Regions from separate parts of the Homo sapiens genome. Here regions 1 and 2 are each linked to region 3. Evidence: chromatin loops called from intact Hi-C (ENCODE). Cell type or tissue: K562. All regions are shown on one strand.

Region 1 (2,500 bases), 200 kb before region 3:
TTTTGCCATGTTGGCCAGGCTAGTCTCGGAATCCTGACCTCAGGTGATCCACCCGCCTTGGCCTCCCAAAGTGCCGGGATTACAGGCATGAACCACCATGCCCAGCCTCTTTCTTTCTATTTCAAAAAAAAAATTGTTGACAATATATTAGACCCATGCTATGTGCTTTTGTGCTTCAAGAATGAGAAGGGGCAACATTTTAAGAGAAAGCATGAGACAAGTGCACAGGGAAAACAATGGAGCCCTGTGCACAGGTGTGCAGCCAGCAGCTGCCAGGCAGCCACAGAAATGAAGAGGAGGTGGAAGGGCTCTAGGCTTCTCCAAAGGAGCTGCCTGCTTTGGTCTGCGAAAGGGAGATTTCCGACTGAGGGTGCCCAAGATTTTAACTGATGGGTGGGAAAGCAAAGTGTGAATCTCCAAACCCACAACTTTCCCACTTCTGCAAGGAGTTCTCTCCTCCTCTGTGTCAGCCCTGAGAGACAAAGAGTGGCAGGAATTTCAGGGCAGGTGGAGGGTGGTTCATTTACAGAAAAGAGCTTTCATGATCTCCGGTTGGATTAGGGTAAGGTAGTAATGAATGACTGTTGTTTGGATGAAATACTGGAATGATTTCAACTGTGGTAGACAGGTTTGACTTGAGAAGAGTATGGAGAACTGGTTAAGAACAGACTTGGCCAGCCATGGTGGCTCACGCCTGTAATCCCAGCACTTTGGGAGGCCGAGGCAGGCAGATCACTTGAGTTCAGGAGTTCAAGACCAGCCTGGGCAACATGGCGAAACCCCGTCTCTACTAAAAACACAAAAATTAGCCGGGTGTGTTGACACACACCTGTAATCCCCACTACTCAGTGACTGAGGCACGAGAATTGCTTGAACCTGGGATGCGGAGGTTGCAGTGAGCTGAGATGGCGCCACTGCACTCTAGCCTGGGCAACAGAGGAAGACCTTGTCTCAAAAAATAAATAAATAAAATAAATAAATAAATAAATAAATAAATAAAAATTTTTTAAAAAAATTACAAATGAAAGTGATTTGCACAAAATACAAAAGGAAATTGAAACCAGGCTGGCCTATAAGAGAAAGGTAGTTTATTGACTTAATGGTAACTAAAACTCTAAAGGTAATAATTTCAGGTGACATTTGATCCAGCAGCTCAAAAAATGTCACCAACAGCCTGCCTTCTGTCCTCAATCTGCTTTATATGGTGTTGGCTTTATCCACAGATTCCACAAGGTGGCCCCAGAGGCTGCTCCAGGATCTCGATTACTGGAAAAAGGCTGTAGCTGCTCCAAAATTCACCATTCGGGTAAAAAGGGTGGTCTCTTTTTCAGAGCTACTATAAAATAGGTTTATTCTTCCCAAAAGCCCCGGCAAATGTCCTCCTGGCTTGTTGCCTCTGATTTGGTAGTGCCAGTCTCCAAACCAGTCCATTTGGCTTGGGGCCATGGTGGGTGTGCCCATTGGTTTAAGCCAGCCAGAAACCACTCCAGGCACTTGGGGAGGGTTCAGTCCCACTCAAGCCAAATTCACTCTTGAAATCTGTGTTCTTGTATCCAGGAGAGAATATAGATGCAGGGTATCAAATAGCCAATGTGTACTACATTACATTTTAAGAGAAGCCACCAAATTTATACAATTTGTGCTTACAGATTTCTATACAAAGACAAGAGAAATGCCTGATTCTTGTGTGTGTGTTTTGTTGTTGTTATTTTTTGTTTTGTTTTTTTCCTGTTGATCGATCACAATAACCAGGAAGGATTTTGGCATTTGGCATTTTTGCACCTTGGTTCTGACCTGGAAAGGAGGAGGGTGTGGCATTTATAGATAAGTAACTGAAGACCAAGGTCAAATGAATGGATGATGTAATTCATTCCCTAAACAGAGAAACGTCTGGTGCCTTCCTGGCCTCAGTCCTCTCCGAAGGGGCTGTTGGCTCCAGCCCAAAGGCCTCTGCATTCTTTGGCTTCCATTGATTTCTCACCTGATTCCAATCACATTGCCCTCTGACTAATACTATGTTTTAATGCTTAGACGAATTATGTATGCATTAAAAGGAAAACCTTGGATTTAAGCCTTGAGGTGAAATAGGATGCTTAGTCTGTGGTAACAAAAGAAGACTGGAAATGGAAGGAGATCAGCGAGGTCAGACACAGCAGCCCACAGACGCAGCCCTTGGCTGCTGAATGTCCTCCATCTCAGCCCATATGGTGACACTCTTGAGTGCACACTGGGCATGCAGCCCAGATAAATGCAGCCAGGATAAGTGGTTTCTATAACATAATGGGGTTAAATGAAAGATTTCTAACTCTCCCACTTTCATTTGTGGCTCAGAAAAGATTTTAGTAATGAAATCGAAGGTAATCAGAGATCAGCTGGAGGAAAGATGTATAATCAGATTTTCCAGTGTTCAGATTTGCTCTGGGGGAGGGGTTATGCATTTATTCAACAAATATTTCTTAAAGGCCCAGTATGTGCCAGGTATGGGTACAATGGTGGCCTG
Region 2 (2,500 bases), 65 kb after region 3:
AAATTTTTTTTAGAGTCACACTTATTGTGGTCTTATAATGCCTATATAGTAAAATTCTTATCGTTAAATTTAACTTATTTTGTTGTATTTTGGTATGGTGAGTTGTTTGAAAAACATCTCATTTAAACTTACATGTTGTCTTTAAAGGAGCAAGTACAATGATGATGGACACTTAGGAAAGGGAAATTGTTCACTTTGACTTTCCATTAATTACTAATACTACTGCAACTCCCTAAATTTCCTTGGGAATTTGCAAGAGTTTGTAAAATACAATATTATGTCACTATTTCAGCTTTTTTCATAGCCATTTTATACATAAATTTTATAAAAATTTTGTTCATATGAAAAAATACAAATGTATACATAGCTAAAGATCATTTTGTGTGTATATATATATATATATATATAAATACATTTCATTTTATATATATAATTTTTTTTCAGGCCAAGCAAATAAAGTAGCCAAAGAAGCTGCTAACAGATGGACTGGTATGTACTATAATAATGCTGATAAACTATAGCTAAATTCCCTTCACACTTACTGCGACGTGAAATTCAGATACCTTGTGCTAGCTTTGTTCAAGAAAGGACGTTAATGAAAAATGTATGCATTACTCAAATGTTTACATATTAAATCATTTCAGTTATTTAAGGTTTTTTTTATAATCTTATGAGTCATTTTGTAAAGCATAAGATATTTTTGTAAAACTAATGATTGCTTCCAGTTTAACTTTTGTGCAACTTTTCCCAAGATAAGTCACCTGGGCTAATCACTTAACTTTCATATACATTAATGTAAGATACACTTTTAAGATAATGAAATCTTAAAGATTTATCATCTTGCTAATAATAATAATAATAATAGCTAAGGTTTGTTGAGGACTATTTGCCAGTTACTGTAATGTCTGTGGTTCATTCTCATTTTATCTCCATGATAATCTTGAGGTAGATATGATTATTATCCCTAATTTAGGAGACAAAACTAAGACCCTCAGGAGTCCAAGGCCACACATGTGTCAGACAGCAGAACAGGAATTATAATCCAACTTTTCTGGCTGGACTTAAAATGACTATGTTTAGTCAAAGGCGATTAGTCACTGCAAGAACAGATGCTGGAGCCAGGTTTCTCTGACTCCCTGTCCAGGCCTCTGTTTCACACAAAAAATATAATAATTTTTTTTCCTACTCTATTTTAGAATTAAATAGACTGGTAAAATCAATATAATTGGCCTTTCGGATTTTTTTTTTCTGAAATTGCAGTTTTATTTATTACAAAGTTATTTCTTAAGTAAGGTAATGCTTTAGTGATAAGAACAGAGGGTGAAACAGCAAACTGACATGAAGTAAGTGTCCCACAAAGTATAAATAAATGTGGATTTTTAGGTTAAAAATAAGATACGAATCCAAGGTGATTTCCCCCAGTATTTTCAACAAAGAGGCTCAGCACACAGTAGGCACAGGCAGCATGTGTGTGTAGTGGGAGGAACGTGGCTTTGAAGAGAATCCAAGCTATTCTCCTTACTTGCTGTGTGACCTCTTGACCCTCTCTCAGCCTACTTCCTCATCTGTTCAATGTGGATAAATAATACCTACCTCCCATTTTGGGAGGATTAAATAAGACAGTTTGTAAGCCCTTCAGCACCATGTTGGACACGTAGATAAATACTCCCCTTTTCCTTTTCTTCTCTTAAAAAAGTTCATGTTTTCCAATTGATCATAAACTTCCAAAATTATAATTGGAAAAACATTTGGAATGGCTTTTTTTTTTTCCTATCCTATTAGCTGCAGAAGAACCTGGGACTTTTAAAACCATGAGGAAGAAAGATATTTTTAGAACAGCAGAAACAGCTGTTAAGAACCATATTTCCATTTAAAGTTACAACTTACTCCTTCCAGCTTAAACATGTGTTATGCAAAGACAGAGATAAGAGAGAAAGCATCACACCTCAGAAAACCGCCACCTTCACAACAAACAAAAAGAAAACAGTAATAAGAATTATTTTTTTCCTAGTCTATTTTAGAATTAGGTAGATTGGTAAAATCAATATAATTGGCCTTTAGTTTGTTTTTTAATGAAATTGCAGTCTTACTTATCATATAGCTTTTAAAGTTTGTTTTAATATTCATATTAAAATTATCATATAGAAAGAAAGTTTGCTTTATTTTTACTTAAAAAAGTCCTGGCCGGGCGTGGTGGCTCATGCCCGTAATCCCAGCACTTTGGGAGGCCGAGGCAGGAGGATCACTTGAGGTCAGGAGTTCAAGACCAGCCTGGCCAACATGATGAAACACTGTCTCTACTAAAAATACAAAAATTAGCCAGGCATGGTGGCGCACACCTGTAATACCAGCTACTCAGGAGGCTGAGGTAGGAGAATTGCTTGAACCCAGGAGGCGGAGGTTGCAGTGAGCTGAGATGGTGCCACTGCACTCCAGCCTGAGCAAGAGTGAGACACTGTCTCAAGAAAATAAAAAAGTCCTTAAAAATGTAGCTAGAATT
Region 3 (2,500 bases):
AGGGCAGGCTTTTGCACTGTGTCGCTTTAGAGGCAGGGGCGGAGGAAAACTTGGGACTGTAACATCAGTACTGCACAAAGCCCTCTTCCGTATACAGCATAAGCACTATTCTATAAAATCCCCAGCAAGCCTTTGTTTCCTTGCAGTCAGCTCCTTTTCTGCTGATTCTGCCCATTGCTCCCTTGCAACGTATTTTCATGCTTTCTCTAATGATTCTGCCTTTCTTTACTTACAACTGCCTTGGTAAATTTTTCTGCCACAGCGCCACTGGCCTCAGATAGTCACCACTCACCTGCAACAAGCCTGAGAGCCAATTAAGACAAGGCTTTCCCCAAGTAGCACAAATGTATATACCACTACTGTAGTTACTTAATGTACTCATTTATCATTTTAAAATTACCTTATGTACCATCAGTTACATGGTATAACTCTTACAGGAAAAACCAAATTAATGGAACTCTGCAATTCAATGTACCCCTTCCTCTGCCTCCAGCAGAAGCAACAGGGGACATAAATTCCAACTTTAGATGCTACTCTTATAGCATCTACAAGACTTACTACACTGTGTGTGTGTGTGTGTGTGTGTGTGCGTGCGTGTGTGTGTGTTACAGAGTCTCACTCTGTCGCCCAGGCTGGAGTGCAGTGGCGGGGTCTTGGCTCACTGCAACCTCTGCCTCCTGGGTCCAAGCGATTCTCCTGCCTCAGCCTCCCGAGTAGCTGGGATTGTACAGGCGTCCGCCACCACGCCTGGCTAATTTTTGTATTTTTATTAGAGATGGGATTTCACCATGTTGGCCAGGCTGGTCTCAAACTCCCTACCTCAAGTGATTTGCCCGCCTCGGCCTCCCAAATTGCTGGGATTACAGGTGTGAGCCACAGCGCCCAACCGTACTTCTTACACCTAAAAATGGTTCAAAACACCATAGAATAATTTTCAAAATAATTGAATTCTGAGTTAAAATTTTTCAGCACTTTCAGGGGCCTGAGCTTTTGCTATGAATCTGGATCTATTCTCAAGCCATGAAGTAGCGTATTTTTGACCATGTTGATTTGAAATTCATTCCGTTGTTTCCTTCTTTTTTAAAACCTAAGGGAAAAACAAACAGACATACACAGGATTTGAAAAGCTGGAAAGCAGTGGGTAGCGGCTCGGGAGAAGATGAGGGGTCAGATTAGAAGACGAGAAAGGAATCCAGTCCGCCCCAGACAGGACAAGTCCGGAAGGATGGAGGCAGCGTTTCCTTCCTCAACAGCCTAAACGCCTCTATTTTTTACATCCAAACTTAGGCCATATTTCTGCGGCGCCAAGAAAACGCAGTAAAAGCAAAGGCAAGATGTCCTTAAAAAAAAAAAAGGTCACATTCACAGAATACCGAGGAGACGGAGGCAGCTCTGCAACCCGTCCACTGAGACGCGGACACGCTCCCCACAGCCCCGGCCCCAGGCCCGCGCCCCTTCCCCCGCCGGCGGCTCGGATGGGTCGCTAGGGGTCGCTGCGCGCCGCGCGGGCGAGGACCGGCCTCTTTCCCCCACCTCCACCGTCTCGCTGCTCCGCCCCCGCGGCGTAGTCGGCGCCAAAATCAAACGCGTCCTGGCCTGTCCCGCCCCTCTCCCCAAGCGCGGGCCCGGCCAGCGGAAGCCCCTGCGCCCGCGCCATGGTAAGGACTGAGGCTACGGTCCCGCGTCTTCTTCCTCCCTAGTGTGTGGGCTTCGCCGCCCCTCGGCTGCATGTGGATCCCGGCCTGGCGTTGACCGCCATTCCGGGCCGCGGGAGCGGTCGCCCGGCTCTCGGCCTCACCGTGTAGGGGCCCAGCCCGGCCCCGCCGCAGCCACTCCGCACTCTGCGGCGTTCCCCGCCGCTCCTGTCCGGAGTCCCGAGGCGCGGGGGCATCCGCGGCCTCCCCGCCGGCTGCACCCCGCGTCTGTCCCCAGGGCCCGTTCGGGCGGGTTAGGTTAGAACGCGGGAAGCGTTCGCGAACGTGACCCGAGAACTTCACCAACCTGGATTTATCTAAAAGACCACGGGGCCCTTGAGAACCTGGGCTCCCTACGCCTCCAGCTTCGGCCCCGCGTGGTGTAGCCCCCCCCATTAAGAACGGGGAGAGAAAGCGCAAGTGGGCGGGAGGGACTGCGGGGAGCGAACGTCTTGATCCCAAAGCGCACTCCTGGTTTGTCACCATTGAGTGGTTTTCTGTATTGTAATATGTAGAGCACATTCCAGAACTGCTCAGTTTCGAGTTACCTAATGGATCTTCACTGTGTGCCAATTAGTCGATTTCTGTGAAAACGCCCCGGTTTCTGCCAAAGGGCAGGAGTCGCTGCTCTTGTGCCGGGTGCTGCTGGTTGTGTAGGGCGCTGTTGCTTTTTTAAGGACGCTCTGCACTGAATTAGGCTTCCTCGTGGGTCATGATCAGTTAAGTCCTGGTAAGATCGGCTTTGTGAGCTTAACGTCTTTCTGCTCATCAAATCATTTTCATAAACCTTCAAAGTTTCATGCCGT

The links. Peaks named below come from ENCODE experiments on the same cell type or tissue, not always from the same donor. Only the 100,000 strongest peaks of a DNase experiment are listed, where the experiment ranks them.
Region 1: a loop joins it to region 3, with 7 times the contacts of the local background. A loop is called at or near these places in 14 of 110 quality-filtered maps.
Region 2: it touches region 3 in a loop (3.0-fold over the local background); 9 of 110 quality-filtered maps call a loop at or near these places.

The regions. Positions count from the first base shown.
Region 1 is chr4:153,141,896-153,144,395 of GRCh38, forward strand. No RefSeq gene overlaps it. Among named protein-coding and RNA genes, the nearest start is that of TRIM2, 61 kb to the right of the region's middle. In K562, a CTCF peak has its summit at 1,243 (motif pointing right); a DNase peak (open chromatin) is centred at 1,226.
Region 2 is chr4:153,408,527-153,411,026 of GRCh38, forward strand. It overlaps MND1 (meiotic nuclear divisions 1), which reads left to right. Exons shown (of 8, transcript NM_032117.4): 7 at 445-489. Among named protein-coding and RNA genes, the nearest start is that of TMEM131L, 57 kb to the right of the region's middle. In K562, no CTCF peak of the experiment used is centred here; DNase peaks (open chromatin) are centred at 1,095, 1,555 and 1,895.
Region 3 is chr4:153,343,083-153,345,582 of GRCh38, forward strand. It overlaps MND1 (meiotic nuclear divisions 1), which reads left to right and starts at 1,606. Exons shown (of 8, transcript NM_032117.4): 1 at 1,606-1,658. The coding sequence starts at 1,656. RefSeq lists silencers at 1,375-1,684, 1,815-1,974 and an enhancer at 2,455-2,500. In K562, CTCF peaks have their summits at 953 and 1,499 (motif pointing right); DNase peaks (open chromatin) are centred at 1,539, 2,079 and 2,379; H3K4me3 peaks cover 1,430 bases.